Regions from separate parts of the Homo sapiens genome. Here regions 1, 2, 4 and 5 are each linked to region 3. A link is a contact called in ENCODE Hi-C or POLR2A ChIA-PET data. All regions are on one chromosome and are shown on one strand. The core of a region is the stretch at or near the end of the contact, and the rest is flanking DNA. Distances in the headings are between cores, read along the strand shown. Region 1 holds the start of WDFY2 (WD repeat and FYVE domain containing 2). Region 2 holds the start of INTS6-AS1 (INTS6 antisense RNA 1). Region 3 holds the start of NUDT15 (nudix hydrolase 15). Region 4 holds the start of TSC22D1 (TSC22 domain family member 1). Region 5 holds the start of SUGT1-DT (SUGT1 divergent transcript).

Region 1 (2,700 bases), core at 152-2,651, 3.5 Mb before region 3:
ATAAAGACAGCAATGAGCACTTTGTTGCTCAGCCTCTCAATTTTGAGTCACCAAGAAAGGATACTTTACCTCTGCATGATTTGAACTTATATTAAGAAAACCTACTTACTGTAAAATCCCCGTGTTATGTACCTCTACAGTGTTCTTTTGTAAGAATGCTTATATAGATTTTACCAAAGAAACAATTTCAGATAAATTATCATAATACTATCTTCAAGCAACATTACTCTAGAAATTAGCTTCATCAGCTTTATTCCTGCATATTCAAGGAAATTCAGTTAAAGCGAAAACGCAAAACAGAGAGAGTATTTGAAGGCAGAACAACTAGTTCCACTTCTGCATATTAAGCAAAATTAAGCAAAAATAAAGGAAACAGGCAAAGGGAAGGAACTCAAGAGCTATTTGCAGCAGTGATCCGTTACAAGTTCTACGCGCTTCTCCTCGAGCTCCAAGAGATAAGGAGGGGAAAGGAAAGAAGGCACCACGCAGAAGCCTAAACTTACTCTTGGTACAACTTAGAATATTCACTGAATTCAGCCTAAGATGTCTGGGTTATCTGGATTCAGTAGGAATGTCTGGGAAGAAGGAGTGGCATTTGCTTTCTCCGTTTGAAACCCTGGGAGCTGTACGAGAGTACCCCAAACCCCTTGGTTATCTTGCAGAGGCGGCTCAGGGCATCGTTCCCCAAGCACACACCTGCAAAGCCGGGCGGCTCCTCCCCTCTTTCCCTCCTGTCCTCAGGGATGGACCAAAGTCCCTCCAGCGCACCGTTAGCCCGAGGGCCACCCGGCTCCCGCAGGCACTACCCAGCCCGGGGTGAAGCCGGAGCGCTCGCCGCCGTCCCGGCTCCGCTTCCCGGAGCCACACAGCGGAGGCGGCGCGCAGCTGAACACCGGCACCACCAGGATGCGCATTACAATAAAACTTGGGGGAGCAAGTCTACACTCGCGCCGACGTGAAGGCACAGCCCCTGACGCGGGCTCGAGGGCCGTCGGCCCGTCCCGCCCCTCCTCGCGGCCGAATGGCAGTAGTCCATACCTGTCCTCGGAGACGCTGATGACGCCCTCCTCTTTGGGCACGATCACGGCCATATTCACCACCTCCTGGGACCCCTCCATCCGCTGCAGCAGGATCGGCTTGCGGGTCAGAGGCTTGGGCTGGATCTCCGCCGCCATCGGAGGAGGGGGCGCGCCTGGGGCGCCGCCGCCAACCGCGCCGCGGGGCCGGGCTGAGGAGACTGCTGGAGCACGGACACAGGTTGAGACAGAGACTCTGGCTGGCCGGAGCGGAACGCCGGAAACCGGCGAGCATAGCCTGGCCGCCTCTCTCGGGAACGACTCCGCGCTCCCTGCTTCAGGCACCAAAACCGCCACGACCTGGGATGCAAGCCGGCGCCACTACAAGAGGAGGGGGCGGAGCGCCGGGGGGCGGAGCCTGTGTGGGCGGGGCCTGCCGCAGGGGGTAGCCGCTGGTGGGCGCGAGGGCGGCTCCACTTCCGGGAGGGTGGTGAAGGAGGAGGGGAAACCTGGAGCAGGAGGCGGGGATCTGGTATCCCAATGCGCGTGCGTCAGTCCCGCAAGCCCATTTTCACCCCTCCCCTCCGCGACTCCCCGGGCGCTGCAGCACCACTAGGACGCATGCGCTTTCCGTTCCTCGCGGTCTTCTCTCTGCCTTACACACCCAAGGGTTAGGCTCCTCCCTCTTTAACCTCCCGTGAACGCGCGTATACACACCCCTGGGGACGCGCTTGCCAGACGCCACGCCCCTTCGAAATTCCCTGAAAAGAGGGCGGAGGTGGGGCGGGGAAAGGAGCGCCTCAGCAAGACCGGAAAGAGAAGAGGCCTGCAGGAAGGAAAGCCGCCCAACTCGTTGGGACGTGACTTGGCATGCGCGCGGGCTACCTGGCCTAGCGGTCTTAACAATGAAGCGCGGCGGGAGGCCGCTTACTGCTCCCAACATGCACCAGGCCCAGGCTGCCGGAGGGAACCCAGTGGCCTCCTGGGAGTCGTAGTTTCTTGGAGCCTCCGCCCCCTTGTCCTGGAATGACCTATCGCCCACTTTCTGCGCTATGGGCCTGAGGAGCTCAGCGGCCTCCAGGGCCATTGGCCAAGTCAGGACCCAGACTTGCCTCTATGGGAACTGAGGGGCAGCCCCCAGCTGAGTAGGACGTCACCACTCCTAGGGTCAGACTGATGCTCGGAATAGTGGCACGGAAGGGACATGAAAAGGAGAGAATCTTTCATACAGACATCTTCAAGGGAGCTCAGAGAACATATGGGGTGTCTATCCCCTCGTTTTCTTAGATGGCTAAATTACACAGCCAAGGTTACTTTAGTGCAAAGTTAGGGCTAAACAACCCCTCCTTCCCTCCAGACTTGAACCCAGGCCCCTAGTGCTGGCTTCTTTCCATTTCCCCAGCAATCCAGCCTTTTTAGCTTGCTCCAGACACAACGGACAGAGTTACTGTAGTTACTGACTGAATGTTAGGTGCCTACCAGAAGGCCTGGCATGTGGGGTTGATCGTGAAGACTAAGCTCTGCTTTTTTATCTTGCCCAAATTCCTATCTAAGGGGTCTGGGGAGTCATGGCCTACAAAAACCATAAATTCTCATCAGATGGGTTTTGACCATGTAGGTCATGACTTACTTTCCAGTCTGACTCTGGCGTAACAAGGAAGAAAATCAAAATGTTTTACCCCAA
Region 2 (2,700 bases), core at 87-2,586, 3.4 Mb before region 3:
ATGCACCACACCTAATACACAGTACATCCTCAGCAAGTACTGGCTGTAAAGCCTATATTCCATGCTCTTATTTTGTAGTCCAAATCACTTTAAAAATCACACTTCTTCTATTGTTCATACTCATAGAAGAGCATATTACTCAAATAGCTCTGCTATAAATTAACAGTAAGTTTCAGAAGTTATACCAAGTCACGAGACTCAGATTTTTAAAAAGTGCCACAAAGTGTCTCTTCTGTGTCAATGTTAATAGAACCCTTTCTTTAAATGATCAGTAGGCAAATTAAGAATTTCCGGATAAAGAACAAACTCTGGAAAAACAAAGCTAGTGGGAGAGGCCCTGTAAATACCTACCTAGTCTTACAAGGGCTGTCTCTAACTCAGCTTGTATTTTAGGCAGCGTCTTCAGTTTTTCAACTAATGTGTTTGAGAAAACTGTTTTCCTCGGACATGCAGGCGTGGACTCCTTACTTCAGGTAAGGTGACAGCAGCTTGACAGAGAGTGCCTTCCCTCCCACGGCATTTGGGACGAGGCTGAAGGAAAGACACAGGCGGGGTTACGGGAAACCCATTCTCTGCGCCATCTGGGCAAGCTGAAGTCAGTTTTTCCGCTTTCTCACGAGGTAATGGATTATCATGGGCTCAGGTCCCCTTCAGCTCTGAAACAGGTATTCTATGGCTCTAAGTAAACACGGCAAGAGACAGGTTATTTCTTTGGTAAGATCAGTTGTATTTCCCAGAGAATAAAACGGGCAACAAACCATTTATCGATATGTGAGTCTTCCCCCTAGGCCCTAGCTATTTGGGGTTGGATAAAGAAAAAGAGGGTTTGCTTCCTTTTTGGCGGGTCCTCCAATGACAGGGCTCCTGGCCCGCTGCGGGTCCAACTCCCACCTCTCGTGGCTCCCCCGAGGCCGAGCGAGGCTCCGTGCGAGGACAGCCCCTCAACCGCACTCCCCAGAGGGAGCGCTGGGACTCGCGGAGGAGATTAGTCCCCGGTCATAAACAACCTCTCACTTCCCCTCCCCCGCCCGCGCCCGCTCGCGCCGGGGCGGCGCGCCGGGGCGGCCCTCCGAGGCCCAGGAACCTCCTCCGGCGCCCGCGAGGCCCCGAGTCCTCCTCCGGAGGGCGGCTGCGGGCCTGCCCTCTTCTCCTAACCAGGTGTTTGTCCACTTTACTCAACCCTTCTTACTCGTCCACGCTACGGCCACCTCACAGGGGCGGCTGACGCCAGCCCCTTTTTCCCTCCCCTCGACCCCTATCACCTCCAACAGCCAAGGAGAGGCCGGCGGCCCTGACGCGCAGGCTCACCGCCGCGGCCGCCCCGCGCGCGCGGACGCGGCCCCCGCCCCCACCTCGCGGTCCTTCCGCAGTCCGGCCCCGCCCCTTCCCGAAGCCCGCCTCCGGGTCGGCCCGCCCGCCCGCTCGCGCGCACCCGACGCCCCGCCTCTGCGCGTGCTCAATAACTGTCCCCGGAGCCGGCCTACAAGCTTCCCCCGCCCCTGAGCTGTTTAAATATGCTAATGAAAGGATAGGGCCTGACCAGTAGAACGGCGAGGCGGTGTATCACGTGGCTCGGGGACGTGTCAGGGGCGGAGCCTCCGCAGCCCCTGCCCGAGTTAAAACCGGAGTGTGAGAGAGAAAAGCGCTTCAGTAGCGAGAGGGGCTGAGAAAGTGGTGACACCGCCGGGGTGCGGAGGGAGTCCCTGAAACTTCTCCCAACAGCCCCAGGGCCAATCTTCCCTCAGCCCACTCCCCTCTTCGCCAGCTCCCAGGTCCCCACTCCTGTACCGGGGGTGGGGTGGGGAGCCAGGCCCGTCTCCCGCTGGGACACACACAGGGGCCGGGAGCGGGGACGGGACCCCCGAGGCGGGGGGGACGAACCGACAGACAGACGGCTGGGCGCCCGCCCCAGCGGGCAGGCAGGCAGGAGGAGGCGGAGGCGGGGGTACGACGGGGAGCACTGGGTCTGGGGAGTTTCCTCTCAACTATCGGGGGAGAAACTCCCCGCAGCCGGAGGAAAGACCCAGACAGTGTTTTCCTCCCGGGGGCCGTGCTCCCCCGCCCCGCGTAGCGGCGGTCGCCGCCACCGGCGCCTCCACCTCTACCATCTCCTCTTTCTCCACCACCTCGGGCCCCGGTGTCCCCGGCCAGCACTATGCCCATCTTACTGTTCCTGATAGACACGTCTGCCTCTATGAACCAGCGCAGCCATCTGGGCACCACCTACCTGGACACGGCCAAAGGCGCGGTAGAGACCTTCATGAAGGTACCGACTGACCGAGCCCGGGCGGCGACCCCGGCCCGGCGGCCCGCGGGCGGCAGGGTGGGGGAGGGCGGCCGGGGCGGGGGTGTCGGGGACCTGACTGCGGGAGCTGCCGGGCTCGGGGACCCCCTCCCCCACCGCGCGGGCGGGCGGGCGCTGCGAGCCGGGTTCGGCCGGGGCCCGGGCTCCGGCCCCGGGCGGTGTGTGGGGAGCGATCTGTGTGTGGGGGACGGCGTGGAGGGGTGGCCGCTGCGTGTGCGGTACTGTGGGGGCGGCGGGGCCGCTGGGCGCCCCTTCTCCGCCTCGTAACCTCGCCTCTGTGCTTCCCTGTCGCCCGCCCTGTTCCTCCTCCCGTCCCGCAGCTCCGTGCCCGGGACCCTGCCAGCAGAGGAGACAGGTATATGCTGGTCACTTTCGAAGAGCCGCCCTATGCTATC
Region 3 (2,700 bases), core at 201-2,700:
AGCAAGAGCTAGGAGGTGGGCCAGCATCACAGAAAGCCCGTCACCTATGTCAGGAAAATCTCTGTGGGACTTCCCAACAACTGACAAACATACCCTGAGAAAGCACACATGTGGATATCATGCCCAGAGGACACCAATGGATGGATCAGAGCAGCATCAGTCACCTGAATGGCTTGCTCTCTCTCCTCCTCCAACACACTGGAGAAAGAAGGAAACTCAGAGACAGCCAGGTGAGAAGAGGAGGAGGATACAGAAAAGCAGAACAATGGCTCACACCTCCTTTATGCACTGCAGGGGAGGGATTAGAAACTGGAAGTGACACTGAAGGTTTAAATTGGATTGGACTTTTAAATGCTTGGAAGTGAATCATACTGACCCAAATGTGATTTATTTTTATAACCAAGTGACAAGAAAACTATAGAATTTGCAGGAAACGTCACTGAAGAGGGAAAGAAAAAATCATGTTTGAAGGCAGTGGAAGGAGAAAATAAAACCATTTCCTGTTTGTTCTCCCATCAAATTTAGCCCACTGAGTATGCCAGTTATGTAAAGATCAAATGAAAGTATACATGCAAAGAGCTTGGCATATTATCCAGCCTTTAACAAAAAGCCCATTAGAGCTCAATGTTGGCTATGGTCATTGACCTCACGGGTGGATCACCTGAGGTCAGGAGTTCGAGACCAGCCTGGCCAACATGGCGAAACCCCGTCTCTACTAAAAATACAAAAATTAGCACGGCGTGGTAGCGGGCGCCTGTAATCCCAGCTACCAGGAGGCTGAGACACAAAAATCGCTTGAACCCAGGAGGCGGAGGTTGCAGTGACTGGAGATAGCACCACTGCACTCTGGCCTGGGCTACAGAGCGAGACACAGTCTCAAATCAATCAATCGATCAATCAATCAATCACATGGAAACGGTGCAATGTCTTAGCTGACAATATCGGGCTGCTGGAGGTTTACACACACCTGCTTTCCTCCTTTTGTGTGTAAGCTGTGAGAAACACACCTCACAGACGAACTCCCAACCACCACCCAGCAGGGGCGCAGCCGGAAAGACCCAGCTAGCAAAGACCTCGCCTGACCCAGCACAGCGCCCCCTCCTGGGCGCGATCCTACGTCGCCCAGAAGTCGAGGGGAGGAACCGAGGGAACGCGCAAGAAAGGACGCAGCGTCAGCGCGGACGTTCTCACGCACGGCACACGGAAGCAAGCACGGCGTGAGTTCGTCCCTCTGCGCACGCCCCGGTTTCCTCGCGTCCGCGGCTGCTCACCCGAACTCCAGATGACCTCCAGGGAGTTGGAAACTGCCAGCTCCAACCGAGCCTTTCCTCTTCCCCAGGAGGACGCAACGCGGATGCTTGCAGCTGGTCACCACGACTCCGACTCCGACTCCTGGCCGCCGCCCGCGCGGCTGTGCGCTGGCCGTCATAGCGCGCGGGAGGACGCGCCTGGCAGCGGCAGGAAGTGACGCGCTCACTACCCCGTCCCGCGGCCGCAGCCAATCTCTCCCCGCGAGGGCGGAGGCGCCGAAATCAAAGCGAGAGCGCCTCGGCCTCTCCAGCTGTCCGCGGTGCGTAATGCGTCGCGGAGGGCTATCAGGTTGGGGAATGCCGTGTTTCCTTCCGAAGGGCAGCGTGCCTTAGAGTTTCGCTGTAACTAAAGTCGCTTACAGTTGTGCTTTGAATATTCATCACCCGTCAGCCTATCCACTCCCAGATTCCTGCAAACCATGCATTTACATGTACAAGCCGCCTGCTCTTACCAACCTCGGCACCACTGCACATTCTTTTTTCCGTGAATGACCTCGCCCACCATGGTGCACCCATTTGCCCTGTAGCTCAAATCAGCGTGGTACCAGGATAAGGATAGGTCGTTTAGAAACATCCCATTATAAACAACTATGCTTAAGGTATATTCATAAGTCATGGGAGGAAATAAAGGCTAATTGATAAATCATGCTGGGAAGAGTTAGTTACAAACAGTGGAAAACAGACATTTTCAGATGTTTGCACACCATGCACCATGCAAAATACAAACCAGCTGAATCATAAAAACAAATGACTAGTTACTGGGAGGGTTTTCTCTCTTTCTCATTATTTTTACTTCTACCAAAGTAATGTGCACATACTGGTAATTTTATTTTATTTTAATTTTCACCAAGCTAGCTAATTTTCTTTCTTTTTTTTTTTTTTGTGGAGGTGGGCTGTCGGTCTTTTGTCGAGGCTGATCTCCAACTCCTGTCCTCAAGCAGTCCTTCCACTTGGGCCTACCAGAGTGCTGGGATAACAGGCGTGAACCACTGCGCCTGACCTATAGCTATAATTTTAAGAAGTAAAATGGTGCAAAAACCGCAACAAGAGCAACCTGACCCTCCTACTTTCAGAAACAATCACTTTTAACTCTTTGAACTGTATTTCTGATATTTGCCTACTTATTTCTAAGTAATATGCTTACTCTCCATGTTATACTAAATGGGTATTAAGCTTTTCACAGCATCTCTCCTCACTATCAACATTCACATTCATTACAAAGGTACTTACAATATCTTCTCAAAAAATGGTAGTATATAAAAAGGATAATATATTGAACAATGAGATTAATCCCAGAAATACTAGGTTGGCTTAATATTTGAAAAGCCAATGTAATTCAGCATATTAACAGAGGGAGAAAGGAAATACATATAATCATCTCAATAGATGC
Region 4 (2,700 bases), core at 9-2,508, 3.5 Mb after region 3:
CGGCTCCACCACTCCCGGCTTCGGCGCCTCTGCCAGCCTTCGGTAATTTCCGTCGGGAGACCTGGCGCTCGCCTAGGCCCGAAGACCCGCCGCCTCCTGCCCCGCCAGACCCGGCTTTATGTCTGCGGCGCCGAGGCGCATGCGCAGACGCCATCTTCCCTCCTCCTCCTCCGCCTGCCCCCTCCCCCCAGCCACCACCGCCTCCTCTCGCCGGCGGTCGCCCCTCCTCCTCCTGCGCTCCGCGCTGGTCCCTCCCCTCCCGATGCCGCGAGAGACTGGGGGATACGGTGGAGCCGGGGGAGCCGAAGAAGAGCACTAGTAACAACCACCACAGCCCCCTCCCCGCCCGACACCCTCCCTCGGCACCCACTCACTCCCCCGCCCCGTTTGCCGACACCGACCAACCCCACCTCGTTCCTTTGAACGGCGTCGGCTGCAGTCGCTGCACCAGCCCGTCTGGCCACCAACGCCGCGGAGAAAGGAGCCGCCGCCGCCTGCGGCCCTCTCCCGCCCGGTCGCGGGAGCAGCGGGGTGAGGAAGAGCCGGCTGCGGAGGAAGAGGATAAGAGAGGGTCGCACCCTCCGCCCTAGCGCACGTCCCGCCGCCCTCCGGAGAGGCTCGGGTGCCGGCCCCTTCCTCCCCGAGGACGTGTGCCGAGTCGAGGCGCCTGCCCTGAGGGAGGAAAATGCTCGGGCTCCATGGCTGCCAGTGATGGAGCGGTCCCTGGGCTCCCGCTGCCACCGCCGCCGCCGCGCCCCGGCCGTGCTCCGCGAGGACCCGGCGTCTCTGCGCGCCCGCCCGCGCCTCGTTGCTGGGCTCACCGTACCGGGCGCCTCGCCGCCGCCCCGCTCGCAGCCGCGTCGCCCCGGCCCCAGCCGCGGCCAGCGTTTCCTCACCGAGCAGCCGCCGCGAGCCCAGGGGGTTTGAAAGGGTCTGCGGGGCGCGGGGGGAGGGCCGAGCGGGGCCGGGAGGGGAGGTTTGAGCGACACTGAGCTCGGGGCTCGCTGGCGGCGGCGGCGGCCCCGGGGGTGGCGAGGGGAAGGCGACATTTGCTTGGCGCTGCCTCCGTGCAGAGCGGCCGGGAGGGCTTTGCAGCGGCCGCCGACGCGGCGGGAGGAGGGGGCTGAGGCGGCTTCGGAGTTGGCCGGAGAAGGTGGGCATTTCTCGCTTTTCCTCCCCTTCCTGCGCTCTCCCCCTCCCTCCTGCCCCGCACCCCACGTGAAGCAGAATATAAAGGGGGGTGTGAGGCTAGAGGGGAAAGTGAATGGCGAAGGACTGAAGGGATCCCCCCTTCGGGTCCCCGGCCGCCCTGTTCACCCTCGTTCATCCTCCTTTCCGAAGCTCGCTCTCGAAGGCAGGAGCGACCGGCGCCTTTGGCTGAGGAGGAGGAGAAGGAGGAATCGCGCCAGGCGGAGCGTCAGGTCCCGTTTTCCTCTCCGGCGTCTCCAATACAAAGATTACGGTGCAGAAGGAAATTGCACTCGTCTCCTCCGCGCCCCCGGTACCCAACACAATGCACCAGCCGCCTGAGTCCACCGCCGCGGCCGCCGCCGCTGCAGACATTAGCGCTAGGAAGATGGCGCACCCGGCAATGTTCCCTCGAAGGGGCAGCGGTAGTGGCAGCGCCTCTGCTCTCAATGCAGCAGGTACCGGCGTCGGTAGTAATGCCACATCTTCCGAGGATTTTCCGCCTCCGTCGCTGCTTCAGCCGCCGCCCCCTGCAGCATCTTCTACGTCGGGACCACAGCCTCCGCCTCCACAAAGCCTGAACCTCCTTTCGCAGGCTCAGCTGCAGGCACAGCCTCTTGCGCCAGGCGGAACTCAAATGAAAAAGAAAAGTGGCTTCCAGATAACTAGCGTTACTCCTGCTCAGATCTCCGCTAGTATCAGCTCTAACAACAGTATAGCAGAGGACACTGAGAGCTATGATGATCTGGATGAATCTCACACGGAAGATCTCTCTTCTTCGGAGATCCTTGATGTGTCACTTTCCAGGGCTACTGACTTAGGGGAGCCCGAACGCAGCTCCTCAGAAGAGACCCTAAATAACTTCCAGGAAGCCGAGACACCTGGGGCAGTCTCTCCCAACCAGCCCCACCTTCCTCAGCCTCATTTGCCTCACCTTCCACAACAGAATGTTGTGATCAATGGGAATGCTCATCCACACCACCTCCATCACCACCATCAGATTCATCATGGGCACCACCTCCAACATGGTCACCACCATCCATCTCATGTTGCTGTGGCCAGTGCATCCATTACTGGTGGGCCACCCTCAAGCCCAGTATCTAGAAAACTCTCTACAACTGGAAGCTCTGACAGTATCACACCAGTTGCACCAACTTCTGCTGTATCATCCAGTGGTTCACCTGCATCTGTAATGACTAATATGCGTGCTCCAAGTACTACAGGTGGAATAGGTATAAATTCTGTTACTGGCACTAGTACAGTAAATAATGTTAACATTACTGCTGTGGGTAGTTTTAATCCTAATGTGACAAGCAGCATGCTTGGTAATGTTAATATAAGTACAAGCAATATTCCTAGTGCTGCTGGTGTGAGTGTTGGGCCTGGAGTTACCAGTGGTGTTAATGTGAATATCTTGAGTGGCATGGGCAATGGTACTATTTCTTCCTCTGCTGCTGTTAGCAGTGTTCCTAATGCAGCTGCAGGGATGACTGGGGGATCGGTTTCAAGTCA
Region 5 (2,700 bases), core at 11-2,510, 4.6 Mb before region 3:
AATTGTGATAAGACATCTGGAAAGTTTCAGGGACGTGAGGGAAAAGGGTTTTGCTCCAGTAGACTGACTTCATACCGACACTTTTACGTAAGAATGGCAAGAATTATTGTCAAACGAAAAAATTAACTTCATCGAGCCCAGAGTCCACTTCTCTAATCATAAATGTCATTAAAAAAAAAATCCTTTCAGCCAAACTACAAATGCCAACCATGCTCCCAAGAAATAGAGGAGGTTTTTCTCAGGAGCTGTAGGGAGTGGAAAGGGCAAGACAGGAGTCTGGGGTAACGCGGCTACCGTGTAACAGAGAAAAGAGACGGAGAATCTCAATACCGGAGCTGAGACGCAGCATCAACAAGAGCCTGGGTCCCTGTCCGGCGGTGCGGGGAGAAGGCGGGTCAGCGGGGACCCGAAGTGGCCCAGCTCCCCTAAGAAGAGTGGAGGAAGCAGAAATGGGCTCTCTCACCTCTAACGCCGCCTGGGGGTCCTCGTCGATTAGGGCATCCGAGAAGCTCTGGAAAAACCTGTCAGGAAAACAACGACTTCAGCAGGGCTCACTAGCCAAGGAAAGGGGGATAAAATAAATACCAAAGGGAAAGAAAAACATGCACCTCTGGGATGTTGCAGTTCCTGCTGCAGCCGCCGCCATCCCTCGTAGTCGCTGTTGCTGCCGCCGGAGCTGCTACTATCACGGTTACCACCTCCACCACCGCCCAAGGGGGAAACTTCTGGAGAAACACCAACCGAGCTTCCGTCCTAAATAGCCAGCGAGCAGCCACGCAGCGTGCTGCTAGGGGGACGGGAGGCGACACGCCGGCGCGGGGCCGGCTGGGACAGTGGAGGACCGATTCCTCCCAGCCGCACCCCGGCCCAGGACCCGCGCTCCCAGTCCCCGCCCCTCGCAGCCATGGTTACGGAGGCCTGGGGCGTACACGTTCTTCCTCCCTTCCACCGCGCCCACGCCAGCGGGCACTCCCACGGAGCTTTCAGTAGTACTTTAGAAGCACTTTTGTAACGTACTGTCATCCCTAAGGAACGTGTGGCGGTTAGGGGCGTTTGTATGTCTGTTAATAACGGAAGCTACTTCGAGCTCCCATTTTCCCTAGTTTTTATCATGGCTGCCACAGCTAGCCAAGCCCTTTCGCCTCCATTACGTCTTTAGCGGCTGCGTGGTCTCTTCCGGGAGCAGAGGCCCGGATGACGCGTGGATCCCCGCGATCTTTGGGCTGGGGATTCTAAACGACTGGGACTTGCCGGAAGTCATTCTGCACTAATAGCGGCAAAAAGCCTTCTGGTTCCTGGGGCGACGCGCCCGGCGGCCGTACTATTCACTTCCCCAGAACGCCACAGCCCAGGCTTTCTTCTTAGTGGGCTTCCCAGACCAAGAAGGGAAACCTTTCATCCGAAGGTACTGAGGGGAGGAAGGTGGCCTGAAGTTATCTCAGTGCCGCTTTGTTTCCCACCCCAGTCGGTCAGCCCTTCCTCAGCGCCCTTTAACCCTTGCAGATCGGATGGAGAAAGCTGCCAGCACGTTCTAGGGATGGGGGCAGATTGAGGAGCGGGAGGGAGTAGTCTTTGTCTAACTTTATACCAGTACCAAACTATGTTAATTTAATGTAGTTTTATAATAAATCTTTAAGTCCTGTAACTTATTCTCCCAAGATTGTTTTGGCTTATTCTACGGCCTTTGTATTTCTAGGTGAATTTTGGAATTAGCTTGTTAAAAAGGGGGGGGATTTTTTATTGGGCTCGCATTGAATCTATAGATCTGTTTGGGAAAACTAGTATCTTAACAACAAGTCCTTCAATCCATGAATATCATTCTTCCCCCACCATTTATTTAAGCGGTCTTTAATTTCTCCTGGCAATATTTTGTAGATTGCACATATATCTATATTTTAATGCAGCTGTGCTTGGATAGATTGCAGTATAGAGATCATATATATCTTTCATTAGATTTATTCTTGAGTATTTAGTGTTTTGTATACAATGTTAAATGGCATTTTGACTTTTTTATATTCTACTCGTAAGAATAAACAATATTGATTTTAACATACTGACCTTATATGCAAGCATCTTGCTAAGTTCCCTTGTTATTTGTAATACTCTGTAGATTCTTTCGGAATTTCTGTGATCAAAATCTTGCAATCCACGAATAAAGATGGTTTAACTTCTCTGTAACCTTTATACCTTTTATTTTTATTTATTTTTGCCTTTTGTTGCTGGCTAGTGTTTCCACTATTGAATAAAAACAGTGATAATGGACTTCCTTGTCTTGGTCATAACATCAGGAGGAAAGCATTGAATATCAACTGCTTTTTCTGCCTTTATTGAAATGTTCATTTGTATTTTTTAATGTTACTGTGAATTACCTTGGTTAGTTTTCAAATGTTATCTAAATGGCCAATTGTCCTTCTGGACCCCACTGACTCCAGTTGGGATGGCACTGTAAGAAGAGAGGCAGAGTCAGTGAAGGAGACAAGGTTTATTCAGGATTTACATACAAGGGTGGTCCGGTGGTGGAGGGCTGACCTGGAGAACTGCTACCATTTGTAAAAAGCACGTAGTCTATATAGCATTTTCACTTAGCACTCTCCTTCTAGCAACCTCCATTTAACCCCAAAGGGCCTTGATCTGTACAGCGTAAGATACGGGCCAGGGATGTGGATGTCCTTCATAGATAAGGAGTGAATCTCTGGGTTG

The links. Hi-C counts contacts between places; a loop is a spot of excess contacts on that map. ChIA-PET counts read pairs that join two places held with the same protein, here RNA polymerase II (POLR2A). Pooled maps may share reads with other maps.
Region 1: a map of B cell shows a loop between it and region 3 (20-fold over the local background). The contact joins the promoter of WDFY2 here to the promoter of NUDT15 in region 3. A Hi-C loop is called at or near these places in 2 of 168 maps with a recorded cell type or tissue (B cell and CD8-positive, alpha-beta T cell) and 8 of 50 pooled maps.
Region 2: a loop to region 3 is called in a map of B cell, with 23 times the contacts of the local background. The contact joins the promoter of INTS6-AS1 here to the promoter of NUDT15 in region 3. A Hi-C loop is called at or near these places in 2 of 168 maps with a recorded cell type or tissue (B cell and naive thymus-derived CD4-positive, alpha-beta T cell) and 10 of 50 pooled maps.
Region 4: a loop to region 3 is called in a pooled map, with 20 times the contacts of the local background. The contact joins the promoter of TSC22D1 here to the promoter of NUDT15 in region 3. A Hi-C loop is called at or near these places in 8 of 50 pooled maps.
Region 5: a map of CD8-positive, alpha-beta T cell shows a loop between it and region 3 (31-fold over the local background). The contact joins the promoter of SUGT1-DT here to the promoter of NUDT15 in region 3. A Hi-C loop is called at or near these places in 1 of 168 maps with a recorded cell type or tissue (CD8-positive, alpha-beta T cell) and 14 of 50 pooled maps. POLR2A ChIA-PET finds 5 or more read pairs at or near these places in 2 of 52 experiments (CD4-positive, alpha-beta T cell and naive thymus-derived CD4-positive, alpha-beta T cell).

What each region holds. Positions count from the first base shown.
Region 1 is chr13:51,583,163-51,585,862 of GRCh38, reverse strand. WDFY2 (WD repeat and FYVE domain containing 2) reads right to left here and starts at 1,401. Exons shown (of 12, transcript NM_052950.4): 1 at 1,039-1,401. The coding sequence starts at 1,175. RefSeq lists a silencer at 1,181-1,550 and enhancers at 1,691-1,970, 1,629-2,149.
Region 2 is chr13:51,451,981-51,454,680 of GRCh38, reverse strand. It overlaps INTS6-AS1 (INTS6 antisense RNA 1), which reads right to left and starts at 1,336. Exons shown (of 2, transcript NR_103812.1): 1 at 1,263-1,336; 2 at 1-678. INTS6 (integrator complex subunit 6) reads left to right here and starts at 1,645. Exons shown (of 18, transcript NM_012141.3): 1 at 1,645-2,266; 2 at 2,626-2,700. The coding sequence starts at 2,156. RefSeq lists silencers at 880-1,199, 1,290-1,489, 1,720-1,979, 2,220-2,489, 2,500-2,619 and 1 more and an enhancer at 1,610-1,659.
Region 3 is chr13:48,036,476-48,039,175 of GRCh38, reverse strand. NUDT15 (nudix hydrolase 15) reads right to left here and starts at 1,450. Exons shown (of 3, transcript NM_018283.4): 1 at 1,272-1,450. The coding sequence starts at 1,429. It overlaps LOC124903172 (a long non-coding RNA gene), which reads left to right and starts at 1,184. Exons shown (of 2, transcript XR_007063788.1): 1 at 1,184-1,570. RefSeq lists enhancers at 954-1,113, 1,164-1,403, 570-1,445, 1,446-2,322.
Region 4 is chr13:44,574,888-44,577,587 of GRCh38, reverse strand. It overlaps TSC22D1 (TSC22 domain family member 1), which reads left to right and starts at 1,258. Exons shown (of 3, transcript NM_183422.4): 1 at 1,258-2,700. The coding sequence starts at 1,514. TSC22D1-AS1 (TSC22D1 antisense RNA 1) reads right to left here and starts at 1,692. Exons shown (of 3, transcript NR_038381.1): 1 at 1,318-1,692; 2 at 411-546. RefSeq lists silencers at 266-505, 516-1,225 and an enhancer at 1,546-1,785.
Region 5 is chr13:52,650,867-52,653,566 of GRCh38, reverse strand. SUGT1-DT (SUGT1 divergent transcript) reads left to right here and starts at 1,260. Exons shown (of 1, transcript NR_170300.1): 1 at 1,260-2,262. It overlaps SUGT1 (SGT1 assembly cochaperone of MIS12 kinetochore complex), which reads right to left and starts at 731. Exons shown (of 13, transcript NM_006704.5): 1 at 609-731; 2 at 464-521. The coding sequence starts at 646. RefSeq lists enhancers at 251-370, 480-981, 1,091-1,430 and a silencer at 731-1,000.